3 separate regions of the Homo sapiens genome follow, and regions 1 and 2 are each linked to region 3. Evidence: chromatin loops called from intact Hi-C (ENCODE). Cell type or tissue: K562. All regions are shown on one strand. Each heading gives the region's core, and the rest is flanking DNA. Links, peaks and the distances in the headings are about the cores only.

What was found. A loop is a pair of places that touch in the nucleus more often than their neighbours do. Peaks named below come from ENCODE experiments on the same cell type or tissue, not always from the same donor. Only the 100,000 strongest peaks of a DNase experiment are listed, where the experiment ranks them.
Region 1: a loop joins it to region 3, with 2.5 times the contacts of the local background. A loop is called at or near these places in 5 of 110 quality-filtered maps.
Region 2: a loop joins it to region 3, with 2.6 times the contacts of the local background. A loop is called at or near these places in 4 of 110 quality-filtered maps.

The regions. Positions count from the first base shown.
Region 1 is chr1:51,337,971-51,347,894 of GRCh38, reverse strand. It overlaps a transcript of TTC39A not described here. Among named protein-coding and RNA genes, the nearest start is that of TTC39A, 12 kb to the right of the region's middle. RefSeq lists a silencer at 2,630-3,059 and enhancers at 5,351-5,430, 5,791-5,850, 5,901-5,950. In K562, for the core only: a CTCF peak has its summit at 5,774; DNase peaks (open chromatin) are centred at 5,804 and 7,314; H3K4me3 peaks cover 178 bases; H3K27me3 peaks cover 671 bases.
Region 2 is chr1:51,444,207-51,454,130 of GRCh38, reverse strand. It overlaps EPS15 (epidermal growth factor receptor pathway substrate 15), which reads left to right. Exons shown (of 25, transcript NM_001981.3): 9 at 5,996-6,085; 10 at 7,026-7,171; 11 at 9,086-9,242. Among named protein-coding and RNA genes, the nearest start is that of EPS15-AS1, 69 kb to the left of the region's middle. In K562, for the core only: a CTCF peak has its summit at 5,162; no DNase peak of the experiment used is centred there.
Region 3 is chr1:51,762,702-51,772,625 of GRCh38, reverse strand. It overlaps OSBPL9 (oxysterol binding protein like 9), which reads right to left. Exons shown (of 24, transcript NM_024586.6): 12 at 6,645-6,804; 13 at 444-556; 14 at 1-21. Among named protein-coding and RNA genes, the nearest start is that of MIR761, 69 kb to the left of the region's middle. In K562, for the core only: a CTCF peak has its summit at 3,456 (motif pointing right); a DNase peak (open chromatin) is centred at 3,485.

The sequences.
Region 1 (9,924 bases), core at 3,064-8,063, 430 kb after region 3:
ACTAAAAGCTGCCATGCCCATGTTTAAAAAGACAGAAGAGGTAACAATACATTTTCGAAAAATGTGAATCTGAATAAAGGGGATAAACTTCAGTTGTCTTGAAAGTTCATTTATATAGAACACTTCATTGCCCTCTGATTCTGGATAAAACTATCACTATACGAGGTGCAGGTAACACACACTATGTGTCCAGCACTGTTCTGTTTTGCTTGCATTAAATCCTTACAACAACCCTTGTAATAGGTGCTGTTATCCTCATTTTACTGATAAGAAAATGACACAAAGAGGTTGAGTAACTTGCCTGGTTGTGCAGATACCTAGTGGTGGGGCCAAGATTTTAACCTAAGCAGTGTGGCTCCAGTGGAAGGGAGGATGGGAAGAATAAAACTGATTCTACCTTGGGTTTATTACATGATTCAAAATAAGCTTGAAAAAGTGGCTTGTAAATGCTTTGTGCATCTAATAGCTTGCGTGGCAGGAAAACTAGGGCTAGGGTTAAGATATACATTCTCAAGTCGGGCTGTGTGTGTTGAGTCCTAGCTCTGCCACTTAACTAGTTTGTGTGATCTTGAGCAAATTAATTCCTACCTGCCTCACTTTTTCAACTATAAAATTGGGATTGTAAAAGAACATACATGTTAGGATTATTTTGAGGACTAAATGAGTTGGCACATGTGAAGAGTTTAAAATAGTGCCCAAGTAACATAATTCTAAACAGATGAGGAAGAAGAATAAGAAACAAGCCTTGAAGTTTAAGAACCCCGGGATTGAATCCCAGCTCCTGATTTGATCTTAGGAACATTTCTAAACTTCTGACCCAAATATTCTTAAAACAGTTGTCTAGATTAGAGGTAGATACGTAAAGGCTCTCTGCATAGTGCCTGCCATTGGGTAGAAGCTTGATAGGTATTAGCTCCTTCTTTATTTACTCACCATTGAGTACCTACTATGTATAGCAATAGTGCTGAGCTCTGTAGAAGACACATGAGATACTATCTGTACCTTCAGAGAGAAATCTGAAATACCATTGTAAATAACTTATACAAGGATTTTAAAATATGTAATGCTAAATGCTGTGAGAGAGACAAAATGTATCCTCTGAAAACGGAGAGACCGCTCTGATGGGGAGATCCTGGATGGCTTCCTGGAGGAAGTGGTGCTGGCTGTGGGCTGACAGGCTCGGTGAGATTAATCCTCTTAGTAAACTGGGCTCTGGGCCCATAGAAGGTCAGGCTTCTGAGGTCCTGTGGCTCTTCTTGCCTGCGAACCCAGGAGAAAGTTGGCTAAGTGCTCAGTGCTGGCCAAGCTGGACAAGGCTCTGGACTAAGGGGTTTGGGTCCCTGGGCATACTGTAACTGGATTTTCCAGATTTAGAAGCTCTAGCTTTGTGATCAGATAAGCAGTATTCCCCGGCCCTTGTTGATCTGCAAAGACCATGATATGAGTGAAAGGTCATATGTTCTCTGCTGCCTACCAGGGAAGAGTGAGAGAAATTGCCCAGATGGTCCTTAGAGCCTCTGCCCTCTGGGCAGCTTTGCCCAGGGCCTCCCACTCCGTGCTCAGCCCACCCATGGTCCATAGGCAGGGTGGGAGGAAAGCACCAGATTGGGCAGAGAAGCCTGGGTGTAAGACCTGACTTCACAACTTGGTTTCAGGAAAGGTCGTTCACCCCTCTGAACCTGTTTCATCAACTGTAAAATGGGGATGAGTGAGTATGTAACAAGATGCAGATAAATAAGAATTGGTGTAAACTGCCTGGCTCAGGGCTTGACACATGAGAGAACACCTGACATGTGAAAACCAGTCACCACTTATTGGACACGAAATTTGTATTGCACAAGTACCTAGGATACAGACCCAGCCCAAAAGGAAACAAAAATGGGCCTTAGCCACCCTGCCCCTGCCCTGTGTTCAACCCCCACCTTCTCTGATGAGCTAAATCTCCAGGGGTCCCTGAATCCATTCTTCACACTGGAGCTGGAGCAGGCCTTCTCAAATGCCTCCTCACGGTGCTCCCCTGCTCCTTGTCCTTAGTTGGGCCTCCCATAAAAGCCCCTGGACTGCACGCCAGGGGATCCCCTTGCTCCAGAGCTGATTCTGCTTGGTGGTGGTAATTTAAAATAAAAACCAAAAATGTACGCAGCCTAAGATGAAATGTGGGGCTTCAAAGAAAGTTTACACTGGAGATGGGGCGGTGGCTCATTCTCCTCTGTCCCCCGACCTGCCACGGGGTACTGGACTCATAAGTCGGTGAAGTGGGTCACTCCAGGGCCTGGCCTGGCCTGCAGCCTCCACCCTCAGGCCCAGACAGCTGCTCTCCACTTCCCTGCCCATCAGCCCCCTGCTGCTGGTGCTCTGTGCCCAGCATTTGACTCGGTCCCGAGCTTCTGACCCCATTCCGGCGAGGCCCTAGCAAAGCTGGCTCTGTATGTAGGGAGGAGGGAACAGGGTTGGTGGTGCTGCTATGTCCCGCAGGGACCCTGGTAAGGCCATCGTGTGGCCCGTCAGTTTGGAGGCTGGGCTCTGGACCGAGTGGGACCGGCCGCTGGCCCCCTTGTGACCTTGGACAAAGCCTGGAGCTCCGTTTCTCCCGGTGCCCAATGAGGGGTTTCAGAGTGTTTGGGGTCCTTTCTGGTTCTGGGTGGGAGTGGGCTTGCCCAGGGACCTCAGGCCCGCTCTAGGGACACTTAAGCCCTTCCACTTTGGGGCAGGGAGGCGCAGGTCCAGGGCGGGGAGGAGCCACGGGTCCCGCCCTGCCCGCCCCGTCCAGGTGCTGCCACTGTAGCCTCCACGGCCGCCGCCGCCGCCGCGAGGGGCCGCCCGCGGCCCCGTCCGAGCCCGGCCCGCGCCCATGGCCTTTCTGACCACCTGGAAGGAGGCGGCCTCCGGGAAAAGCGACCGCAGGTACCGGGCAGGGGTGGGGACTCGGCGGAAGGCGCGGACGGGACCAAGGGGCCGCCGGAGGACCCAGCCGACGTCGGGGAAACAGCTGAGAGGCACAGCTGGGGAAAGGGTGTGTGGCTGCTGGGCGTGGGGGTCGGCCGGAGGCCCGAGAGGGGCAGCGCCGCGCGCCCCCTGCTCTCTGTCCTCGCCCCCAGCAGGGCGGGAACTGGGGAGGGTAGACGCGGTCCCACCTGAGCGCCGCTCAGTGTCGCAAGACGCGGGCTATCTGCGAAGTCAGCTCGGTGAGAAGGACCTCAGGTGGGGCTGGCGGTCAGGTTTGGGCAGCGGCGTCTGCGCTCAACCCTCCATCCTCTCACCTGGTTCTCCTCAGGTCTGCATGAGCCAAGTGTGGGCACGCTGTGTGCCCGGACAGATGAAGCCAGGGCTCTGTGTGCTTGAGGGGTTGTCCACATCCGAGGAGCAGGTGGGGGAAGTCCTGGGTTCCAGTCCCAGTCCAGGGTGAATTATGTGCACCCCAGCTCCTCCAAGGCGAGCCCTCCAGGGTGTGTCAGCCACCTCCCTAGCTGACCCTACCTCCGGGATAAGTTAGTGCGCCCCAGTTGTGTTCCTGTGAGAGGGGACCACAGCCCTGACCTCTCTTCTGAGGTTCAGCCCTCCCCGCATATTTACATCTTCTGAGGTTCAGCCCTTCCCTTCATATTTACATCTTTAAAGTTCACCCTGCTGTGCCAGGGAAAGGGCAATCCAACTGTCCTCCCAACACCTCCATCTGACTGTCCTATGAACACCTCAAACTTGGCAAGCCCCAAACTTGTTCCTCCTCCGGTGTCCCCGTGTCAGTGAATGGTCATCCACCCAGTTGCCCAAGCCCGAAACCTGGGAGTCATCCCTGACACCTCCCTACCTTTCTCCCACCCCCGTCTACAAGTCCTGTTGATTTTACCTCCCAACTTCTCTCAAAGCTGTTTATTCTCATTGGACTATTGCATCAGGCCCCCTTCCCCAGCTCCTCCTGTCTCTCCCTTTCCACACATCCTTTCTAAAGCACAAACCAGACCAAGCCATTTTCTGCTTTAACACCCTTCCATAGGCTAGGCGTGGTGGCTCATGCCTGTAATCCCAGCGGGAGGATCGCTTGAGCCCAGGAGTTTGAGAGCAGCCTGGGCCACATAGCAAGACCCTATCTCTATATAAATAAAGGAAAAAACATTAAAGAAAATAAAACCCTTCCATGGCTCTCCACCACCCTTTGGTGACTCTCATTCAGCCTTTCAGCACACATTGTTGAGCACTTGTGTGCTGGGCCAGCACTGTACTAGGCACTGCAGGTATGGTGTTACTTCAGATATACAGGTCCTGCTCTTGGCAACCAGGTTCTAGTAAGAGAGACATAAACAAGTAGACAAGTAAACATCAGAAATAGATGCTGGGCGAGGCATACAATAAGGCAATGTTATGCCCAGTAAAATTGGCAGTGCTGAAGCATTGCAGGCAGGATAGCTCACATCAAACCCTGAGCTGTGTCTGAGAAGAAAGGAGGGAGAGTGATGGAAGATCACTGAGACCCAGGAAGCAGGCTGGCCAGAACAAACAGGACCAGGAATTTAGGTTTCACTGTGTGGTGGGAAGCCACTGGAGGGCTTTAGCAGGGCATTTACTTATTTAAAGCTGACCACGCTGTCCTACGGAGAAAGGATTTTTGTGGACAGACGATTTCAATGCTGGATCACTGTCACCTCCTCCTTTTCTGTTTCTCCACTACTTATGGAAAGGAGACAGGGCTCATTTGTCCCCATGTTCCCAGAGCACAGCACATAATGGGGCTCAGAGTGCATTTCAGTTTTGATGAGGACATGGGATGATTTCTGAGGAGCACGAGATCACTTGGCCACATGGCTTTCTTGCCTTCCAGGACCTTCCCTGCCTGGGAGAATCCAGTTGTGCATCGTCCTGTGGGCACCAGGGAGCCTTCGGGGTCTCCCGTGTATGTATGTTACACACCTCTCAGTGTGCAGGGAGAGCAGAGGGGAGGCTGGCGTGGTGGTCCAGGAGAGAGATGCTGGGGTATGGGTTAGGAGAATGGAGGGAATGGGAGGTAGACGCTAAGAAGGAAGAAATGAGAAGCAGTGAATGGACAGGCTGAGGAGAAGGTGTAGGGGTGGCCTCTGGTCAAGCAGAGGCCTCTGCATCCCCCAGTGGGCCTGTGTGAGGAAGTGCATTGTGAGCCTGCACACATGCGCCTTTGTGCTTCAGCTGGAACTTGCTGGGCACAAATACCCAGAGAATTCTTTACTCCCAGTTGACCACACAAGGTCTCACACCCAAGGCTCAAACCTGGGTCTCCATTCTCCCAGCTCAGGCCCTGTGACCGCTCCACCCTCACCCCTCGCCCACCACACCACCCTGTGTCCCACAGCATAGCCAAGGGCAAAGAGTTTGGCAGGGGGGATGGGGATGTGGAGGGGTGCTCAACCCCTGCTCTGCCGCTTACTTACTGGCTCTTTGACATTGATTCATTGTTTGATCTGTGTGAGCCTCAGTTTCCTCAGCTGTAAAATAATAGCTACTCTCTGAGCTGTGGAAAGATCTATTGAAGTCATTTGTAAAGGACCTAACAGTCACTGGGGCATATTCGGTGTTCACTTCTTTCTCGGTACTGTTATGAGGTAATCTTCCTTCCAGGGTATTTGCATTGAGCAGAGGGGATTCTGAAAGGCTTCAGAGTCAATGGTGGGATTCCAGGCACCAGGATTGGGTAGCTGGGAACTGCTGGGAAAAGGAAAGGGGACTGTTCCTAACGCCCATGCATCTTACAATGGGGACCGCACCCTACTCAGCCTACAAATCAGGCCCTTCTTAGCCATACCATAGCCCCCACTTGTGGTAGGAGACAGCACCAAAAATAAAAGGGGATGTGCAGATGGGCAGATTGCTTTAGAGAGAGTAATTGAGTGGCAGATCTGCTGTGGGAGGGAGGGGCCTCCTCAAGAATGGAGAGGCCCAGCCAAGGAGGCTGGAGGCCTGCTAGGACTGCTGTAGTCAGAATTCCTGCTCTTGGTTTCAGCCTGAGCTGGAGGAGCTCTCAGATGCTTCTAGGTTGGGAGTTTCTAATTTGGTGGCAGGAATCCTTGGGTGGCTTTGAGGTCTCTTCCTTGGGAATGAATTTGGACTTGAGGCCAGTGCTGAGTTTTGACCTCTGTGATTCTCAGATCCTGCAAGTTGAAGCATTTGTGATTCCCAGACTTGTGATTTAAAATTTCAAGGTTTTTTTTGTGTGTGTGTGTGTTGAAGCTTTTAATCCCAGGACTTTACTCTGCCCCCTGTTGCTGAGGGTGATTGTAAGGGGTAGGAGAGGGCTCTAGTGTGAGAGGCACATTGTGGTCCCTCAGATCCTCAATCCCTGGTGACAAGAACTTGAAAGACATTCAAGCAACCTTTGTCCCACTATCAGTTATGGAGGGGTTCAAACTTGGAACATTTAGGTCCTTTTGGGGGTCATTGAGAAATAGATTTGGGTTGCAACTTCAGTTCTGCCAGCACACCACATTTCCTGTAACATCTTCAAATCTGTGATCTGAGGTTGAGTTGCTTTGTCCTTTCCTGAAAATTTCTGCCTCTCAAAGCAGTTTCTGTCTGTGGCCAGCTCCATTCTCTCCTAATGCTCACCTGCTTCTCCACTCAGTACAAGGCATGGCTGTCAGCAGCTTCCAAGCTCAAGTCCTGGGATGGTAAATCAAAGCAGTGAGAAGTACTCTGGGGCCACATAAGCTGGTTTTGTTTTTTTGGTGTGTGTGTGGGCGGGGGGTGGGGGGGCGGTTTATTTTTTGTGAGACAGAGTTTCACTCTTGTCGCCCAGGCTGGAATGCAATGGTGCGATCTCGGCTCACTGCAACCTCCACCTTCCAGGTTCTCCTGCCTCAGCCTCCCGAGTAGCTGGGATTATAGTCATGCGCCACCACGCCCAGCTAATTTTGTATTTTTAGTAGAGAGGGGGTTTCACCATGTTGGCCAGGCTGGTCTCAAACTCCTGACCTCAAGTGATCCATCAGCCTCGGCCTCCCAAAGTGTTGGGATTATAGGCAAGAGCTACCGCACCCGGCCTTAGGCTGGTTTTGAAGCCTGATTCTGAGACTTTCTAGCAGTATGACTTTGGACAGGCTGTTTAGCTTCTCGTGCCTCAGTTTCCTCATCTGTAAAATGGGGGTAATGTTAGGACTCACCTCCCAGGATTGTTGTGAGGATCGGATGAGTTAGTTTATGTAAAGCACTGCACGGCATGCTGCTATACCAGCGCGAGTGATGATTATAAGAGGAAGGGCTTCACCAGCTTTAGTCTGAAAAAGCTCAGGAGACTACTCTGACTGGTGCTTCCTTCAACCAATCACTGTTCCCTGAGAGGTGGGGTCAAGTAAGAAGAGGCTCCTCACTCAGCCAATGGGCTGGAGAGGAGGGGAGGAGAAAGGGGGCGGTGATGAGGGAGGAGGGCAGCATTTAGCAAATGTGACCACTGAGCAGGCCTTAAAGCTGTAGTTTCATGACATACCCAAATTACGATATATTTGGAGCACCCTGCCCATTCCTCTGAGTCCCCCTGCTGTTTTTCATGCTCTGAGATCTGAAAACTGAAAGGTCCCTCATGGACCCTCTCGGGGCCTGTGCCACCCACCACTCTCCTGAGTTGTGGCCTTGCCAAACACAGCCCTTCTCTCCCTGACTGCCACCACCACCCTGGCCTGGTGGGGGAATGGTCGCTGAGGCACTTTGCTAGATCACCTTTCTTAATTCATTCCCATTCAGGTTGCTATAATGAAATAGCATAAACTGGGTAGCTTATAAACAACAGAAATGTATTTCTCACAGTTCGGGAGGATGGGAAGTCCAAGATCAAGGCAGATTGAGTATCTGATGAGGACCTGCTTTCTGGCTTATAGATGGTGCCTTCTTGCTGTGTCTTCACATGGAGGAAGGGGCGAGGAGTCTCTCTTGAACTTCTTTTATAAGGGCACCAATCCCGCTCTGCACCCATGGCCTAATCACCTCCCAAAGGGCCCACCTCCTAATACCATCACCTTAGACATAAGGATTTCCACATATGAATGTTGGGGGATGCAAACTGTCACTCTATAGCAATCACCCCATGCCATGGGTGGGACAGCCCCTTCCCTTAATTCCCCAGCAGCTCGGCTGAGGCCAGGCTATAACATCTCTATTTATTTATTAATTTATTTTGGTAGAGATGGGGTTTCACCATGTTGCCCAGTCTGGTCTTGAACTCCTGGCCTCAAGTGATCCTCCCACCTCAGCCTCCCAAAGTGCTGGGATTATAGGCATGAGCCACCATGCCTGGCCAGGCTATAACTTTTAAAAACACCTTAGGAAGAAGGGAGTGAGGGACAGATGATTTTATGATGTTATGGCCCTCTCCCCTCAGCCATCCTGGAAGGAGCCTTCCTGTAGAACATCCACTTCTGGGAGGGCCCAATGTGTCTTCCAACATCTTCTTTCCCAGGAAAAAAGAGGAATTTTTCTCTTAGCCCAAGATTCCCAAGGCTTCCTTTCTTATGCTAAGATCGGCTATAAAATAATAAATCAGTCTTTCCCAGGTGATCAGCAGTGCGGAAATCTACCACTTTCAAGTAAAATCCTTCCCCTGCCCTATAAATGGCTGGTCCTTTGCCCCATGACACCCTGCCAAAAGGACAATTATATTAGGACTAGGTGGGACATCAGAGACCCCATCCACGTGGAACTGGGCTAAGACACCCCGTTCCTTTTGGCTCCTTTTCTTCCCATGGGAGTGAAATTTGTTTTGCCTCCTGCAGCCTCAGGTGTTACTCCTTAGCTTCCCTCTTACAGGGTCTGCTCTGACCAGCCCCCACACCCTGCAAGAAGAAGCACTGCAGCCGCTCAATTCATTTCAAGCTAAGATACGTCCTTCCTCAGATACATACAGTAGCTAAATCTCAGGTTGAAAGAAACTGCCAAGTAAATGAGTATGTGGGCAATTGCTTTACATCTGGGTGATTGAAAGGTGTACCAAAGGGCTGACCCTGAGCACAGGACAGGCCACTCAAAGGAGGATAAATCAGGCTGGGTGTAGTGGCTCACACCTGTAATCCCAGCAGTTTGGGAGGCCAAGGCGGGTGGATCACTTGAGGTCAGGAGTTCAAGACCAGCCTGGACAACATGGTGAAACCTTGTCTCTACTAAAAATACAAAAATTAGCCGGGCTTGGTGGTGCGTGCCTGTAATCCCAGCTACTTGGGAGGCTGAGGCGGGAGAATCACTTGAAACTGGGAGGTGGAGGTTGCAGTGAGCCAAGATCGTACCACTACGCTCAGCTTGGACAACAGAGTAAGACTCTGTCTCAAAAAAAAAAAAAAAAAAAAAAAGATAAATCTCCACTCGACAGCGCTGCACTCGGGTGGTCACCCTTCTCCCCTTCTCTCCTCCTTTGCTTGCCACTGCTCCCTCCAAGCCCCAGCTCCTCTCCCCTGAACACCTTCTGAACTTGCCTGCTGCCTCTAGAATGTTCTCTTTCCCTTTCTCTGTGATCTGTAATGCAAGATACCTGCCTTTGACTGTGCCCCAACAGCCAGCATGTGACATGCAGCATCATCTGTAATCCACACAACTCTGACCAGGGAAGCCTTGCTTTCTCCACTTTAATAGAGGAGGAAACTTAGGCGCAAAGAGGTGAAGAGTGTTGCCCTGGATTATAGTGAAGAAGCCAAAATTCAGAGTCAAATATCCTATTCCCAGCAGTATATTGTACTGCCTCCCCCAGAAATGGCTTCAGTATCTCTTCATGCTTCCTAAAATGCATAGATGTCAGGGTTTTCTTTTTAATATTCGGTGGATAATTTTGTGTTCTGCTTTTTTCATATTTTTCCATATTCAAGTAAATTCGTTTAGGCAGCAAGGCTTTTTATTGAGCCAGGCACTGTTCTAGGCACATTAGAGAACAAAACAATAATGCAAAAACAAATTCCTGAAGCTGGGCACAGCCACATGTCCCTA
Region 2 (9,924 bases), core at 2,693-7,692, 320 kb after region 3:
AACTGTTTACATATTTCCTCCTCCTATTGGGTCGTAAAACTGAGCACGATCTTTTCCCTTTTTTTTTTTTTTTTTTTTTTTGAAACAAAGTCTCACTCTGTCGCCCAGACTGGAGTGCAGTAGTGAGATCTTGACTCACTGCAGCCTCCACCTGCTAGGTTCAAACAATTCTCCTGCCTCAGCCTCCAGAGTAGCTGGGTTTATAGGCACCTGCCACCACGCCCAGCTAATTTTTGTATTTTTAGTAGAGACAGGGTTTCACCAAAGTCTTGGGCTTTGGCCAAGAATTAAAAACCCTCCAGGTGATTCTCATGGTGACTAAAATTTGAGAAATACTGCCTAAAAGCATGGAAAATGAAAAAATATCAGAGAAAGTGGACAGCTGTTAGTAACTGATTGCAACAGTAAAATTAAATCCCCTCTTTCCCTCCTGTCTCAGGAGTTTGATACTTTTATTATTCTTATTAATAAAATTTTTTATACTTTTACTTTGAAATAAAAAGACATTCTAAATGCTTCTTCCTTAAGTGTCTCTTTCTGTGTAAATGCACTTGCTAGTATGTTTCAGTTTGACAACTAGTTACTAACCAGATTTTTTTTGGTGTGTGTGTGAATGCATTTGATTTAATTGCTTTTGTTTCAGTGGCATACTTTTAATAGGAATAAGTACAATATAATAAGAAAACAAAATCACAACCCAGCAGTATTAAAAGTATTCTGTTCACTTTTGCTCTTTTATTTGGAGGTATAATTTTTGGCTTTAGTTTTGCCAGGGAAACTATTTTCAAGGCAACATGAAATTAATAATATATATTTTTAACTTTCATAAAAATGTGTTGTCTATTGGCAGCAGATGGCTAACGTTGCTTTTTCGCTTCTAGTGTCCACTTTTCCAGGAAATGACTCCCATCTGCAGCAAGAGAAGTGCTGACTGTTAATGTGTACACTAGGCACTTCTCTTAGCTCAGTGCCATTCTGACAATTTCACAGTACATATATTGTGAATTTGGTTGGAAGTGTATGTTAGTCAGATTGTTTTCTTTCTGGAGTTTCAGGCTTTTGGAAATAAAAAGTTTGTGTGTTTCTAAAACTGAAATTGAATTCTTCTAGGTTGGCTAGTGAAAAAGGAGAGGAGAATTCTTGGTTAAGTGTGGTTCCTGGACAAACAGCATCAGCATCATTCGGGAACTTGTTAAAAATGCAAATTCTCAGGCCCAACCTTGCTGGTTAGAAAATTCTGAGTGCAGGGGCCAGAAATCTGTGCTTTATCATGCTGTCCAGGTAATTCTGATGCCTGCTAAAATTTGGGTACCAATGGGTTAAGGTTTAGTTTTATCGCTTGTAAAGGACAGCGTGGTATTGTAAGATTACATATGTGCTGCTAATAAAGCTGATCAAATTTGGAAAAAACAAGAGCTTTGTAGCCAGAAGATGTTGGTTTGAACCCCACTGTATCACTTCTTAAAAATATTATATTGGGCAAGTTACTTAGCATCTTAGCTTCAGTGTGTTCATTTGTAAAATGAGATTGGTAATCCTGGAAATCAGTGATGAATGTTGTTGCATTGAGTGCTCAATAAATAAATTGAGGGGTTGGGTGTGGTGGCTTACTTGATCCCAGAAGTTTGATACCAACCTGAGCAACGTAGTGAGACCCCCATCTCTGCAAAACATAAAAAAATTAGCCAGGCATGGTGACGTACGCATGTAGTCACAGCTACTTGGGAAGCTGAGGTGAGAGACTCACTTGAGCCTGGGAGGTTGAGGCTGCAGCAAGCTGTGTTCTCGCCACTGCATTCCAGCCTGGGCAACAGAGTGAGCCTTTGTCAATAAATTATTAAATAAAATAAACAAATTAAATAAATATATAAATATATGTGAAAGCCCCACAAAACTTAATATATGATTATATGCAAATTTTCTCTGGAAGAAAAAATTTAACAAGAGACTGGGCTCAGTGGCTCACACCTGTAATCCCAGCATTTTGGGAGGCTGGGGTGGGTGGATCGCTTGAGCTCAGAAGTTGGAGACCAACCAGCCTGGGCAACATGGCTAATCCTCATCTCTTTAAAAAAAAAAAAATTAGCTGGGTTTGGTGGCGTTTACCTGTAGACCCAGCTACTTGGGAGACTGAGGTGGGAGGAAGGCTTGAGCCCAGGAGACGGAGGTTGTAGTGAGCCAAGATTGCGTCACTGTGCTGGGCAAAAAACAAACCAACCAAAAAAAAAGAAATAAAAATTTAAGAAACATGCAAGCTTTCTTTTCGTGGTTGCTGGACTCTTTCTAGAGGTTCCAAGTTAGTTTGAGTGATTTCATATGCTAAAAGATAGTTATGGAAAACTTTCATGCTCTGAAAGTGTTGAAGGTACCTTGAATGCTTTAAAATGAAGAGAATATATTCTGGGACAGTCTGTATGCAAATTTTTCCCATTTTGTGCAAGTGCTTTATGTATTAAAAATACTTGTCATGGTTCAAGAATCAATATAAGAAGATATACAGTGAAAAAAATCTCATTTCCACCCCTGCTCTCAATTGCTCCATTTATCCCTATTCTATGCCTAATTTTCTTAATTTCTTATTTATCTTAGAATTTCTTTTTTTTTCTTTTCTTTCTTTCTTTCTTTTTTTTTTTTTTTTTTGAGATGGAGTCTCTCTCTGTTTCCCAGGCTGGAGTGCAGTGGCACAATCTCAGGTCATTGCAGTCTCCACCTCCCAAGGTCAATCAATTCTCCTGCCCCAGCCTCCCAAGTAGCTGGGATTACAGGCATGCGCCACCACGCCTGGCTAATTTTTTTGTATTTTTAGTAGAGATGGAGTTTTACCATGTTGGCCAGGCTGGTTTCGAACTCCTGACCTCAGGTGATCCACCCACCTCAGCCTCCCAAAGTGCTAGGATTACAGGCGTGAGCCACCACGCCCAGCCTATCTTAGAATTTCTTAATGCAAATATAAACAAATATAACTAATTATTTCCTCCTTACCACAAAAGATAACCCACTAAACACACTGTTCAACACTATACTTTTTCATAGTTAACAGTTTATCTTGGATACCTTTTCACTATGAGAGCTCCATGATTCTTTTTTTCCTGGTTAGCATTATTCAAGGCTATCCACAACAAACTGCATCCAATTTAAGTATATAATTTGATGAGTTTTGGCAATTATATGCCTGAAGGCACCACCACAGTTAAGACACACAATGTTCTTTGTGATTTTTTTAATGCTTTATAGTATTTCATTATATGGATATACCATTTTTAAAAATAATTTTTTTACCTTAACTTCCCAGTGTAGAGTATACCATAATTTTTTAAACCAGGTTTTGTAGATGGGCATTTGGGTGCTGATACAAACGGTGCTGCAATTAATCTTTTTCATACAGCATTTCATATGGATAGATTCCCAGATGTGGGATTGCAGAGCCGAAGGGGAAACACATTTGCAATTTGGTAGATGTTGCCAGTTTGCCCTTCATAGGGGTGGTACCAATTTGAGCATGTTAGGGGAAGAAAAATAATTTTTCCTATACCCTTTTAAGTTCTTGGCTGAGAACCCTGTAACAAAAGATAAGAGAAAAACAGAAGTTTATTAACATGTATATTTCATATATACATGGAAGAAACTCAGGAAAGGAGTAACTGTCAAATAGGTGGCTTACAACTCAGGTTTGCTCTTGCTCCTGCTCTTGCCATGTGACACGTCTGCACCCCCTTTGCCTTCTGCCATGATTGGATGCTCCCTGAGGCCTCATGAGAGGCAGATGCTGGAGCCATCTTGGTACACCCTGCAGAACTGTGAGCCAGTTAAGCCTGTTTTCTTTATAAATTACCCAGCCTTAGGTATTTATTTATAGCAATACAAAAACGGACTAAAATACAGCCCCCCCCAGTGTGGCCTTTCCATCCTAGGAGCTGCCCAGGAGTGCCCTGGCTCCTGCAGGGTAGCAGTTGGGAGCCTTATGTCCCACGTTGTGCCCAATCCTTCACCACAGCTAGCTGAAGCCCAAAAATACCAGAACACATCCTCTCCAAATTCTGAGCTATTAGGAATACCTCCTTGGCCATCTCTTGAGTGATCCAGTAAGAAAGAGAAGAAGAGCAGCATCTGACATCCAGCCACGGGCCAGGCACTCACAGCGAGGCCATGTAATTTTCCTACTGAATCTTCAGTGGAGCCTCCCTTATGCCTTTTCCACACCCTGGAATCAAGCTGCCCTGCACTTGGAGTTTTTTGCAACCATGGCTTCCTCCTGGACTTGTTCCTGTGGTCCCACCCAGAAGCCATTCAATGCACAGGAGGACAATTTCCCGTACCCCAAGATTGCACCCTCAGCCAGTCAGCAGCAAGCACCCATTGCCTAGCCACCCCCACCCCTTCCCCAAACTGTCTGAAAAACCCTAGCCCCCAAATTCTTGGGGAGATTGATTTGAGTAATAACTCTGTCTTCCGTGTGGTGTGGCCAGTTTTGCATCAATTAAACTCTTCCTTTACTGCAAAAGAAACTTAGCCTAATATAGCATCTTTAACAAAGAACAATGAATTTTTTTAACTCTTATTTTAGGTTCAGGGGTACATGTACAGGTTTGTTATATAGGTAAATTGCATGTCACGGGGTTTGGTGTGCAGATTATTTTGTCATTCATTTAATAAATGATAGGTAGTTTTTTGAACCTCTTCTTCCCTCCACCCTCACATTGGCCCCATGTCTGTTGTTTCCTTCTTTGTGACCCCATTTACTCCATGTTTAGCTCCCACTTAGAAGCAAGAACATATGGTATTTGTTTTTCTGTTCCTGTGTTAGTTTGCTTAGGATAATGGCCTCCAGCTGTATCCATTTTGCTGCAAAGGACATGATCTTGTTGTTTTTTGTGGCTGTGTAGTATTCCATGGTGTATATGTACCACATTTTTTTAATCCAGTCTACCATTGATGGGCATTTAGGTTGATTCCATGTCTTTGCTATTGTGAATAGTGCTGTGATGAACATATGTGTGCATATGTCTTTATGATAAACAATTTATATTCCTTTGGGTATATACCCAGTAATAGGATTGCTGAGTCATTGATAATTCTGCTTTGAGTTCTTTGAGAAATCACCAGACTTTTCTACAATGGCTGAACTACTTTACATTCCCACCAGCAGCATTAAGTTTGTTATGTAATTCTTCTGGCGACACCTCTAGGCTGATAAGGGTCTGAATTCATTTTGGGCAGGAACTGTTATCCTTCCTTGTAGAGAGGGCAAGAGGGATACCTTTGTAAATTTATATCCTGCTTTTAGGCATATAGAAGGAGGGCAGAGAGCTTTTATTTATTTATTTATTTTTTTGATGCTACTACTTCTCAGTTGCTTTCAGTTCAAAATAATCCTTATGCCAAAGTGGAATGTTTTGGGGTAGCATGCTACCGCTCAGCTCCCACCAGCAGTGTAAAAATTTCCCCACAGTTTAGCTAACAAAGTATATTATGAAACTTTGAGTTTTTGCCAATTAGGTAGAAAATGGTATTTCAGTATAGTTTTAACTTACAGTTTTCATCTGAGATTGGGCATTTTTTTTATGTTAAAGAATGGACCATTTAAGGGATTTGCTTGTCTGTAAAATATCTCTTCAAACTCTTTTTCCATTTTTCTATTGGACTTTTTTTTCTGTTAATTTTTAGGAGCTCTATATATTAGGGAGAGTACTTCTTTCTTTGCATATGTTGTCTTCTCAAATTGTTGTTTGCCTTTGACATTGCAAGAACTTTAGTTGAAGGGTACGTCTCTAAATTTTTACTAAGGATATCTTCCTAAAAATTTCTTAGTTTTTATTTCTTTCTTTTTCTCCCTCCTTTCATCCCTCCCTCATTTTCCTCTTCTTTCCCTCCCAGCCCAATTTCTTAAAAAAGGATTTGAGAGCCTGACGATGATTTATCATTGAACAATAATCAATTCAGTGGGTGGATGTTAAGTGCTTTTAATATATATGACCCTGGTTCATTTATTTTGAAGGCCATGTTTTTGGTATACTGTGCACTGGAGAAAGAACCTGTGCCAATGTCCTTGCCTCCAGCCTTGGTGCCACCATCTAAGAGAAAAACGGTCAGTATATCAGGCTCTGTGCGGTTGATCCCCTCTTCAGCATCAGCCAAGGAATCTTACCACTCCTTACCATCTGTAGGCATTTTACCTACCAAAGCACCATTAAGACAGGTATAGATTTATCAGTGTTAAAGGATTTTTTTTTAACAAAGTACATGGCATTTAACAGTTTACTATTTGACAAAGATAGAGCAATTAAAAGGATAAAAATTTTAGAGCACCATCTCGTTGAACCTGCATAATGTGATACTCCAGAGAAGACAGATATTCCTTCTACATTAGGCCTTGGGTCATATGGATGTTTTATTGGTTTTATTTTGATCTCCCTGGAATTAAAGTTAGAAATGGAAGATGCTCCATGCTAACATGGCATGTTTGCCCTGGCATAATTAATAGTTGTTTTTATTTTTGTTTAATACCTAGTTAACTCTTGATTCTTTGGGATCAAATTATTGAATTCTGGGTTGTCCAAGGCTTTTTTTTTTCTGCCCCCAGCCTGCCTCTTGTCAGATTGAGTAAAGGAAGATAATGACAGGATATGCAAATCAGCCAGTTTGGCTATGGTTAACACTGCTGGGTCAAACTATAAAAAATAAAGATTGAGAATTATCTGAGTATTTTGTTTATACAGACTTTCAGTTACCTATATTAATGTGGGCATTAGTCAAGAGTTAACTATGTTTGAATTTACTCATTTCTTAAAAAAAAGTAAAAATGTGCACCTATGGATAAGTCCTAACTGACCTGTATTTTCTTCTGTTATTTTCTCTTCCCCACAGCATTTTGATTGAGATGTCATATGGAAGTGATACATTGTTGCTCTGAGTTAGTAGGGTAGAATTGTTCAGAATTTGTGATGGATATTGTAATGGATTGAAAGAGTGACACTTCAAAGTTTGTTTCATTTTGGCAGAAATACTGTTTTTTTTCCTCCCTGTAGTGGGTTGTATCCCCTGCAGAAAAAGCTAAATATGATGAAATCTTCCTGAAAACTGATAAAGATATGGACGGATTTGTGTCTGGATTGGAGGTCCGTGAAATATTCTTGAAAACAGGTTTACCTTCTACCTTACTAGCCCATATATGGTAAGACTTTATTTGAATTGATTTTTTAAAAATATGGTTTTGTATCAATTCCAGTTTCTGCATTTTGATTTTTAGTCATTTGTAAATAGGACAGTTTTTGTTTCAGAATTTTTTATAGAGAAAATCAGAATCTGAAGAATTCTTCTGGCTAATGGACAAAAGCTTGAGAATGGGTTACCTGAAGCTTTATAAGATTGACAGCATCCGCTGGGCATGGTGGCTCACGCCTGTAATCCCAGCACTTTGGGAGGCCGAGGTGGGTGGATCACCTGAGGTCGGGAGTTTGAGACCAGCTTGGCCAACATGGTGAAAAGCTGTCTCTACTAAAAACACAAAAAATTAGCCAGACATGGTGGTGTGCGCCTGTAGTTCCAGCTACTCGGGAGGGTGAGGCAGGAGAATTGCTTGAACCTGGGAGGTGGAGGTTGCAGTGAGCTGAGATCACGCCATTGCACTCCAGCCTGGGCAACAAGAATGAAACTCCATCTCAAAAAAAAAAAAAAAAAGAATGACAGTGTCAGTTAATTGTTATTAGAATGTTAAAATCCAGCTTCTGTTTATATCAATTAAACTTAAAATTTTCAGAGAGAATCCAGATATCTGAAATTTAAACAATGTAAAAAACAGTATCTTCAAGGCATACCTGCATAATTTTATAGTGTATATGTATACTTTCATACCTTCACATAGGAATAACATACTTGGTCCTTGAAAAGGCAAACCCTAGTGTCTTTAATGAATTTCACAGAAAATGAGATAATGTATATGAAAATGCTTTATAGTTTGTCTGCCGCCAATCCACCTAACGATACCAGAGGTTATCTTCAGGTTTTCAAGAGGCAGAAACGTCACAAGTGGGGCCACATGGTTGTAAAGAGAAACTTAGAAAAGAAGGGAGGCAGACAGTAAGTAGATCTGCCTTAAAAGAAACAAGAACCCAAGACTGGGAAAGATTAAATATGCATAACTAGTAGTAGCTGCCACTATTGAGTGCCTAGGGTAGGCACTATACTCAATAAATGGCAGTTGTCACGGGCTTAATGTTATGCCTAAGCTTTTTATATATCCTGTCTTTAATTCTCATAGTAATTTCGCAAGATGGGTGTTATCATCTCCACTTTATAGATGAGGAAACTAAGATTTGGAGAGGTTAAAAAACTTAGCCAAGGTTATAAGAAGAAATAAGTAGAAAAGCTGGAATTTAAGATCTATGTGACATGTAGTCTTTTTACTTATGTAGTCTTTTCATCAGGCCCTACTGGCCTTCAGTGCATTAAACAGATCAGGATTTCAGAAAGCTGAGCTTTTTTTTTTTTTAATTACAGAAAAAGAAAGTAGAGTAAAACCTTTGCAGTTTCTCTTCAAGTGATTGTGTAAAGCTTTCCAGATTGCTGCCTTTTCCTCACATGTGATTTCCATTTGCAGCTGTTTATTCTGCTTTGGCTTGGTGATCCTTGTATCCTCCTACTCCAAGAGTTGCAGGAGGCATAGCAATATCAAAATTGTGCTTGTTTTAGAATCCTTCTAATGCCACCAGTGAATCAAATTTGTTGAGACTTAGATTTTATCTTTAATATCTTTTAATGTTAAAAATGTTGGGTGTAAGGAATGTTAGGATTCTTTGGCCCACCACAACTTTTACTGTATAGTGGTTCTGAAAATTGGTAAGAAAACACAAAGTGTAAACCCAGATTAGAGGCTCCTGCTCAGCACCAGGGTGAACATTCTCTTTTTACCATCTTAGCTGATCTACCTCTTCGAACAGTTGAGTGAGTTTTTAATAACCTGCAAGTTGGTGTGACTGTCTTTTTAAATTCACCTCATTATTTTAAAAAAGCTGCATAGTGGTACTTTTTCTCTGGACTTTTTGCAGTTGTGGCACTTACATACCATTCATTTTGTTTATTTGTGCAGGTCATTATGCGACACAAAGGACTGTGGGAAGCTTTCAAAGGATCAGTTTGCCTTGGCTTTTCACTTAATCAGTCAGAAGTTAATCAAGGGCATTGATCCTCCTCACGTTCTTACTCCTGAAATGATTCCACCATCAGACAGGGCCAGTTTACAAAAGGTAAGAAAGCTTAAAAGGAAACCTGAATGTATTAATTTCAAAGGAACAATACTATGTCGAATTACAGATTCAATTTGGATGAAATAGAAGAGAAAATGTATCTGGCTAAGAGCAGAACAGTATACTGTTTGTGGTTTAGTTTGTGCCTATAAATATGCTGGAGTGCCTTGTATAACATCCTTGGCCAGTAGCTTGTTTACCCCATTCATTAAACATGACAACTATATTTCCAGTCTTAAAATTGGAAAATGTGGGCTTATTTTTCCTTTCCTGGATTTGTGAATTAAGTTTTATGAATAGATTATAAAAGGAAAGCTATAAAAATTAAATTATTGTGTTTCACTTGATGATTCACTCTTACATAAAATGATACAGATTTGAAAACAGAATCTTGCATATGATGGTTGCTTGGTGTCAATTTTACATCAAAAAAGCCTCCAAGGAAAACATTATGTTGAGGATGTATCTGTGCGGTTTTTGCTGTAGGTGACCTTTTGTTCCTGAGTATACCACTGAACTTCATATTTGAACAGCTAGAAGTGGGTTTTACCTAGTTTTGGTTTCTGGACAGCAGTGAGAATTTTCAAAACTTCATTGTTTTAGTCATGCCTTGATTTTTCTCTCCTCATGTAGAAACCCTTCCTAGTATGATGCATTTGCAATATCTTGGCCTTTAATAGAC
Region 3 (9,924 bases), core at 1,572-6,571:
CATCATGTGAATCAAACAGGTCTAAAATAAAGCAGATCTTATTAGAATGGTGCTAAATTGGGCCAATCTGTCCTGATACTAGAATTACAATTTTGTTTGTTTGTTTGTTTGAGATGGAGTCTCATTCTTTCGCCCAGGCTGGAGTGCAATGGCACGATCTTGGCTCACTGTAAACCTCCATCTTCCAGGTTCAAGCAATTCTCCTGAATCAGCCTCCTTGGCAGCTGGGATTACAGGCACGCACCACCATGCCCAGCTAATTTTTTGTATTTTTTTAGTAGAGATGGGGTTTCACCATGTTGGTCAGGCTGGTCTTGAACTCCGGACCTCAAGTGATCTGCCCACCTCGGTCTCCCAAAGTGCTGGGATTACGGCATGAGCCACCACATCTGGCCACAAATATTTTTAAAGAAAAAAAAGTTAAATTATCAAAGGTCACTTACCAGCATCACTTGTTCCATTGGACAAGGAAGAATTAAGTGATTCTGTGGTATCTGGGCGTTTTAGACTATTTCCCGAGCTGCTGTGTGTCAGGACTGAGGCAGATCCAGAAGAACTATAAAAACATTAATTACCTTATTTAAGCTAAAGAAAGCAATTTAGAATCATAGTAAGCTAGACTCGTACAGTTAGCTGGTTACATGCATGCATATATATGCTTTAGAATTCTCTTGATGACAAGGTCTCTTGTCTTATCCTTTATGCACAGGATGTGCTCAACAAAGCCATGTTGATAGTCAAGACCTAGAAGTCATCAAAAATTAGTGAGATCTTTGCCTCTGCATTTAAGTTTAAAACTAGAGTTCCTTTTATGATTTTGTTACTGGGTATAAATCTAAATATGTCACAATTCTTGGCAACAATTCCAGAAACGGCAAGTCTCAGAAACATGTCTTGTCTTTATGTTTGAGATCCTTTAATAAAAGCCCACATTGGTATTAACACTCTTCCTAATCATTAAAAAACTGTACTTGAAATTATAAAATAAAAAAACATCTTATTTATGCAAGTAAATTCATGCTAACTGGCTTTTATGAGCCAGTTAACAGGTCTAAAGAAAGATTATTCTATTATTAATAGATTATCATACCTGTGATCATAATTTACCGATGGAAGTGTGTGTGTGTGCGCGCACACGCACGTATATTTATATTTTTCTTAAGAGACAAGGTCTCCTTATGTTGCCCAGGATGGACTCGAACTCCTGGCCTCAAGTGATCCTCCCACCTCAGCCACCCAAGTCACTGGGTTTACAGGTGTGAGCCACCACACCCAGTTGGTATTTGTATATAAATAAAGGAAAAATAAAAAAGGCACACAATTTACTTATTAAATGTAAAAATTGAAATCAAATTTCTCACGCTTTAGATATTTATAAAACAGTACACATGAGTCTTATTACAACTCTACACGTGCGAAAACATGTATTCTAATCTAATCATAATTTGCCCTTGTTACTTAACTTCTTTTAATTTTTTTAAATTAATAAACTTTATTTTTAGAGCAGTTTTAGGTTCATGGCAAAACTGAACAGAAAATATAGACAGCATGCATACATTCCCTGTCTCCACACCTGCAAACCTCCCTCATGATCAACATCCCATACCAGAGAGGTATATTTCTTACAACCAATGAGCCTACATTGACACATCATTATCACTCAAAGTCTACAGTTTATATTAGGGTTCACTCTTGGAGTTGCCTGTTCTATCGGTTTTGATAAATATATGACAACATGTATCCACCATTGTATCATACAGAATAGTTTCACTGCTGTAAAAATCCTCTGGGCTCTGCCTGTATTAGAACACTAGAATATTAGGATATTCTAAAATTAGAATATATTATGTTATTCTAGTTTGCCCTGGTTACTTACCTATTTTTCAAAATTTCTTGAGTAACTAAGTATTACTTCTTTGATTATTTAGTAGTATATATCACAAGGTATTATAACTAATGTCCACCTCACCAGTTTTGAGAGGCAATGGAAAATATGTCTAAAAGATACAGGTAAGAGAAATCAAATGATCATTAAATGACAGAACTGGGGCCAGGCATGATGGCTCACGCCTGTAATTCCAACACTTTGGGAGGCCAAGGCAAGAGGATCACTTGAGCCCAGGAGTTTGAGTCTAGCCTGGGTAACATGGTGAGACCCCATCTCTACAAAAAATAAAAAATTAGGCTGGGCATGGTGGCTCAGGCTTGTAATCCCAGCACTTTGTAAAGCCAAGGTGGGCAGATCACTTGAGGTGAGGAGTTCAAGACCAGCCTGGTTAACATGGTGAAGCCCCATCTCTACTAAAAATACAAAAAGTTAGCCGAGCGTGGTGGCATGCGCCTGTAGTCCCAGCTACTTTGGAGACTGAGACATGAGAATCGTTTGAACCTGGGAGGTGGAGGTTGCAATAAGCCGACATCGCACCTCTGCACTCCAGCTCCAGTTTGGGCGACAGAGTGAGATTCTGTCTCAAAAAAAAAAAAAAAATTAGCTGGGCATGGTGGTGTGTGCCTGTGGTTCCAGCTACTGGGGCGGCTGAGGTGGGAGGATCACTTGAGCCCATGAGGTTGAGGCTATAGTGAGCTGTGTTCGTGCCACTGCACTCTAGCCTGAGTGATAGAGTGAGACCCTCTGTCTCAAAAAAAAGCATGAAAGTTACCTTTAAAATGCTTTGTGCCTCTGTGATGTATCTCAAAATAGAGTCAATCTTTTAAATCAATTGACCTAAAAACCCCAAATCCTATAACATATGAATCTTATTTTAGATGTAATTTCAAAGGTCCTATTTATGCTGTGTTTTTTCTCCTTACCCATGATTAGAAACCATGTCTGAGCCAAGTGAAATACTCAGTAAGACTGTAAATTGAAAAAAAATGGGATAAATTTTCAGCCATTTCATAATTTACCTTGTTCAGAACAAATGATATAAAGAAAACAGTTAAAAACAACACCTATGTATACAGGAAAGTTTTATCTGCAATGGGCTAAGTTGTCTAGAATTTAGGCATAAAATCATAAAGTATGCAAAAACAATTTAAAGCTATGAATTATAATAATAATTTATCGAGTACCTTGTATGCACCATACACGGTATGTCTATATCTACATTACAACCCTAAGGAAAACACAATGACGCTCATAATACACAGACGCTCGGAGGTTCAATGACTGGTCTGAAGTCATACAGCTGGTGAGTAGTGGAGCCATTTCAAACACGTCTGGCTCCAAAGTACAAGTTCTTTCCAACATGTACTTTTATCTAATTTATAAATGTGTAAACTACAGTGCTCAGTGCCATAGTTACACAGAAGCTATCATTAGTATAGGTCTTTAGAAAAAGAACAGTGAAAGGACTTAAGCTTTCAAGTTCTCTTCCTTCAGAAAGAGAAAAACAAAAAATAGTAAAAAGAAATTTGACCTCAGTTAGAAAATCAGCAGTAGCAGCTGATGACCAGCAGGTGTCACAAGCTCAAATAGCTACAGATGCCAGGCAGAGAATATGTGGATAGGACCAAGACATAAGATATATATGGAACTGGGGAGTCAGCATACCCAACCTGAAAGAATCTAAAGCCTTGTTAAAACAAAACAAAAAACAAGTCAACAGAACACTGTGCTGCCCAAATAAAACATCTGCAGTCCTTACTGGTTTGGGCTTCTAGATTAGAATATACAAACAAGGAAGAGTGAAATTGAGGGAGAAAAGGAACACAGAGTGGGTTAGTTGGACATAAAAACTTAACTCTGGACCCTTTCAAAGAGATGTTCATGAACTGTGTGTTTATTATGGGACAGGGTACTGGGAGAGCATAGAAGGAACCTTAACAGCAGGAATAGAAGAAGCCCATGAGCCTGTGCATGACTTTGTAGACCTGCCTATTACAGGTACAACAGGTGTTTTAAATGTTTCGATTTCATAGAAATTTTGGGAGAATCCCTCAAAACGGAGCCAGAGAGTGTCTATCAGTGATGTTACCAAGAGCTAACCACATATTATCAAGCTTTTACTGAATACAGTCATATGCTTTTAAAGGATGGATACATGAGTGATTTACTAGCAAGTGACATTCAATTGCACTTTTTTAGAACAATAGCTAATGTATTGTCTTTAGGCCAGGTGCAGTGGCTCATGCCTGTGATCCCAGCACTTTGGGAGGCCGAGGCAGGCGGACAGCCTGAGGTCAGGAGTTCGACACCAGCCTGGCCAACATGGCAAAACCCCTCCTCTACTAAAAGTACAAAAATTAGCTGGGCATGGTGGTGGGCACCTGTAATCCCAGCTATTCAGGAGGCTGAGGCAGGAGAATTGCTTGAACCCAGGAGGCCGAGATTGCACCATTGCACTCCAGCCTGGGCAACAAGAGCAAAACTCCGTCTCAAAAAAGGCTGGGCGCGGTGGCTCATGCCTGTAATCCCAGCACTTTGGGAGGCCGAGGCGGGCTGATCATGAGGTCAGGAGATCGAGACCATCCTGGCTAACACGGTGAAACCCCGTCTCTACTAAAAATACAAAAAACTAGCCAGGCGTGGTGGCGGGCGCCTGTAGTCCCAGCTACTCGGGAGGCTGAGGCAGGAAAATGGCGTGAACCCGGGAGGCGGAGCTTGCAGTGAGCCAAGATGGCGCCACTGCACTCCAGCCTGGGCGACAAAGACTGTGTCTCAAAAAAAAAAAAAAAAAAAAAAAAAAAGACGGTCTTTAATTCTCTTTTAAATAAAATAATGACTGAACCCTTCAAAAATTAATAATAACCTTTCATTTTCGAATTTTCTTCCAAATGCTTATTTTCTTTTAACCCCATTATTATAAAAACTTTTTTTCCAAAATTAAATTTCTATTGGCAAACTGCTAACAATGGTTTCTCAATAGTTTATGTTTTAACATTCAAAATGAAAAAAAGAAACCAATATGCTAAACTAAGCCCTTTCTGCTACACTGGCCTTCTTTAGTTGTAGATTTAAACCTCCCTTCCACGTCTTAACTATATATATTCACCTAGACCACATAGGACTGGCTGAAGGTAATTGGCTTGCAAATTTACATTTAATTATTTCCAAATTTGTACTGTGTTAAAAAGCAAAAACCCTAGCTATAGTAACAGTATAGTAACAGTCCCCTGAGAAAGCAGAATTAGAAGTAATTCCCAACAAAAACTAAGCTATTAATACATCTACAACAAACACAAGTAAAATGAAAGTAAATCAGTAATTCTACTTCTTTTTTTTTTTTTTTTAAGACAGAGTCTCACTCTTGTCACCCAGGCTGGAGTACAGCAGCCCAATCTCGGCTCACTGCAACCTACACCTCCTGTGTTCAAGAGATTCTCCCATCTTAGCCTCCCGAGTAGCTAGGACGACAGGCGTGTGCCACCACACTCAGCTAATTTTTGTATTTTTTTAGAGACAGGGTTTTACCATGTTGCCCAAGCTGGTCTCAAACTCCTGGGCTCAACTGATCCTCCCACCTCAGCCTCCCAGATTGCTGAGATTAGGGGCATAAGCCACCACACCTGGCTCCCTAAACTGTTTTTGTTGTTGTTGTTTGTTTGGAAACAGAGTCTTGCTCTGTTGCCCAGGCTAGAGTGCAGTGGTGTGATCTCAGCTCACTGCAACCTCCGCCTCCCAGGTTCAAGTGATTCTCCTGCCTCAGCCTCCTGAGTAGCTGGAATTTATAGGCATGTACCACCATGCCTGGCTAATTTTTTTTTTTTTTTGGTATTTTTAGTAGAGATGGTTTCACCATGTTGGTCAGGCTGGTCTCGAACTCCTGACCTCATGATCTGCCAGCCTCAGCCTCCCAAAGTGCTGGGATTACAGGCGTGAGCCACCACACTTGGCCTCCCTAAACGTTTTTAAATAAAATTAGTGCCTTAAAGCCAGTGCAGAGAGACAGATTTGAGGTGGACTTCCATTTCCCTGTAAGTAGACTTGCAATAAAAAGCTTTTCTTTCCTCAAAAACCTGGGACTTAGTAATGGCTTCTAGCACATTGGGCAGCAAGCCCCTTTTGCTCCATAACACTGTAGGAAATAAATTTCTGTTGTTTATAAGCTACCTAGATTACTGTATTTTGTTATGGCAGCTTAAAGGGACTAAGATACCATACCACGTATTTCATTAGATTATAAATGTCTGCCTATTCCCCCAAAAGTTCCCTGTGGGCAGGGCCTGGATCTTTGTAACCTTGATATCAACCTAGCACAGTGCCTGGCTGATAGGTGTTGAATATTTCCACTCTAATTAAAAAAAGAAAAAAGTAATAGAAACCTCTTATTTGTATAATGCTTCATAGCTTATTCACTCTCATTGGACCCTCTCCTAATGTTGGTACTGTAGAAACGGCCAGGGTTCAACTAATAACGCTGGCACATTACTATAGGTGATGCTATTTATTCCACTTGGATTAACTTAGGACTAAAATCAAAACTCTCACAGAACTGGCTTTGCTCAATAAGCCAACCAAAAACAAGTTGTCCATACAACTATTATACATCAATAAAAAAACTTCTATTAAAAAGGTTGCCCTTTTAATTTTCCCAAATAATAACTGATGAGGCAAGTCTGTCATTAACACTAGTCTCAAAATCAAATTAGATTTTTAAAAATCAGGAGAATCATTTAAATACATATTCTGTTCATCTACTCACTCTATTAAGCGCTTTGGGGATGAGCCACTTTGATGGAATTCATCAGCATCATAAAATTCATCTTCACTGCTGGAGTAAGAGAACTCTGGGACTGTATTTGGAGACAAGTTCACGTGGCTTGGAGAAGTGAGACTGCTACTCGGTGGTGAATGGCCACTGCCTAGGAAGTTAAAAGGGTTTTAGAGAAAAATATTGGTGAAAGAGAAGAAACTAGGGAGATGGAGTCAAAGCAGACTTTTCTAAAATCAAAAAAGAGTTTGGTTAAGTTTGTAAAAGTCGCTACAGTATTTATAAAGAAAATCAACATTTAAACTCCACACAGAAAATGGCAAATCATGATATAAAATGAGGACACAGCCTTTTAAATAAATGAAACAAAAAGCTATGTCCTCATTCTATAATTAAAGATTATCATTAATACTAGGAAGGGGGCCCTTTTGATTATATGAGTTGTGGAGTTGCAAGTCCAACAACAGATATGATTACAATGGGATGCCGGGACTCTTATTTTACACTGCAGATCCAGATACCTAAAAATGCAGCAGTGAGCCACTGGGAATGCAAAATGAAAAGAATATTAAGACCACATAAACATTAAAATATTGCAGGATATCACATTCCTATCATTCAATATTTTTTGGCAATCACATGGAAAATACACACACCATCCAAATTCCTCTCCTCTTTTCCACCTAAGTCAGGGGCTCAGAGGTGGAGATAAAAATAGAGGACTACGATGAGAAGAATGCAGAAAATGAAAAGATTCAGAAGAACATTTTTCTATTCCTAAATAGTCTAACTAAAGAAATGGAAATTAATGAAGACCCAGACAAAGAAGCCTGCCATCTAATCTCTGAGATGATCATCTGGTACCTTATCTACTAGTAAAGCAAGAACAAAAAAGTATCAAACCAATCGACAAATGGAGTATTAAGATCAATTTAACTTACTGAGCATTTAAGGGCTGTCAGTCAGGCAATTTATACTAATCTACAGATGTCTGGTGAAGACTAAAGTTTATTAAGACACTGATGGCAATCTGAAAGCCAGGGCCACAGTTCTGGAAGAAATTGAAGACAGCAATAAAAATGAATCCAGGCTAGGCACAATGGCTCATGCCTGTAATTCCAGCACTTTGGGAGGACCAGTTGGGAGGACTGCTTGAGGCCAGGAGTTCAAGACCAGCCTGTGCAACAAAGTGAGAGCCCCATCTCTTAAAAAAATAGATAAATAAATTAGCTGGGCATGGTGGCATGTGCCTGTGGTCTCAGCTACACGACAGGCTGGGGCAGGATCACTTAATCTGAGGAGGTCGAGGCTGCAGTGAGTTGTGTTTGTGCCATTGCATTACAGCCTGGGTAAACAGAGTGAGACCTTGTCTCAAAAAAAAAAAAAAAAGAATCCAGAGTCACTTACGGATTTTTTGCCCATTCCTATATGTATGGTTCAATAGTTGTGAAAAAAAGCACATCAGTTTGCCACATTTAGTCATCATATTCACAAAGGTATTTTAAAAAGATAACACAAAAAGTTTAACCCCTAAAAGGTAATGCTTATTTTGGAAATTCCAAAGGTAGCTCACCTTATTAGTAAATAACTTCATATTCTTTTTATTACCCAACAGAAAAAGTAAGAGAGAAAAGCAGCTTTTTCTTATTGGAATAAAAAAAAAATTGATCAAGAATTGCAAATGATTAAGTAGCATGCAAATATTCCAGGTGATCACACAAGTGAAACTGTATCTAAGAAGAAAAGTTTGAGTGGGAACTGCAAACAAAAGATCTGAGATTTACTTAGGAGAGCAAACATTTTATCTTATTCCTTTATTTCTTTTTTGTATTAACAAGAGAAGTAAGGGAAAGAAAAGTGGAGAAAATGAAGTTAGGATGAAAAATCAAATAAGATATAAATCACAGGAATTTAATTTTAAATTTTTCTTTAAATCTACTCTAAAGTGTTAGATTTTTGAAATACCTTCAACTGAAATAGTTTTCAGAAGATTATCTTCTGGAAGTAATTTTTACAAAAATTAATATACATAAGAAGAGCTTCTCACTTTCTCAAAGTCTGTTGCTAGTTTTACGTATTTCCAAACAGAAAAATTTTGGAATTTTGGTTGTTTCAAAATTCCAACATAAAAATACGAACAACAACAAACAGGTACTATTTTTTAAATGAAGAAGAGGTGACACAGCTCAGGAAATACAGAAGTCAGCCAAAATATTTCAATTTCATTATTCAAATTGCTTATCAGCCTTTTCCCAAGAGCTTCAAGTAAGAGAGCTATTTTTTTTCTTTCAAAATTCAAAGGCAACTGCCCATGCTGTTAAATAGTAAAGATCAAAGTAATAGCATCAGTACTTTTACTAATTCGAATTTTTTAAATCACAGGGTAATTATTCATCATTACACAGGAAAAATCCTACCCGGGAAAAAAATCTGAGGATGAACAAAAGGGGCTGATCTCCCACTTCTTCAAGAGTGGTTTTGGTTTTGGTTTCCAGGTTTAACAGTGTGAAAAGTGCTAGATGCTTCCTTGAGTTTGGTTCTACAAGTTATTCAACATACATTTAATTAATTTTAAAACAAGATAAATCTAGTATCTAACACTGATAGTATCCCTGTAAAACAGAGAAAAAATAAAGACCCTAAGCCTAAACGAATTAAGAAAATGCAGGCTGGGCGCGGTGGCTCACACCTGTAATCCCAGCACTTTGGGAGGTGGAGGTGGACAGATCACCTGAGGTCAGAAGCTCGAGACCAGCCTGGCCAACATAGTGAAATGCCGTCTCTACTAAAAATACAAAAATTTGTGGGGCGTGGTGGCGCACATCTTTAATCCCAGCTACTCAGGAGGCTGAGGCAGGAGAATCACCTCAACCCAGGAAGTGGAGGGTGCAGTGAGTCGAGACAGTGCCACTGGACTCCAGCCTGGGCAACAGAGTGAGACTCCATCTCAAAAACAAAAAACAAAACGTTTAAACAAACAAAAAGAAAATGCAAATTAAAATGAAGTATCTTTTTTCTAACTATAAAACTGGCAAAAAGGTGAAAGACTGATAAATGTTTTCTAAAAAAATATACATATGCCAAAGGTGCTGTACAAGGATATCACTGAAGTATTGCTTCCATCAGTGGAAAAAACAAGCAATACCTGCCCAGGCAGCTGTAAAAAGAATGCTGTAGACCTAATTTTACAAACATGGAAAGTGCTCTAAGTGTTCTTTGTTAAAGGAAAAACGCAAGTCACAGAAACACATAACCTAAGTTAGGTTTAAAC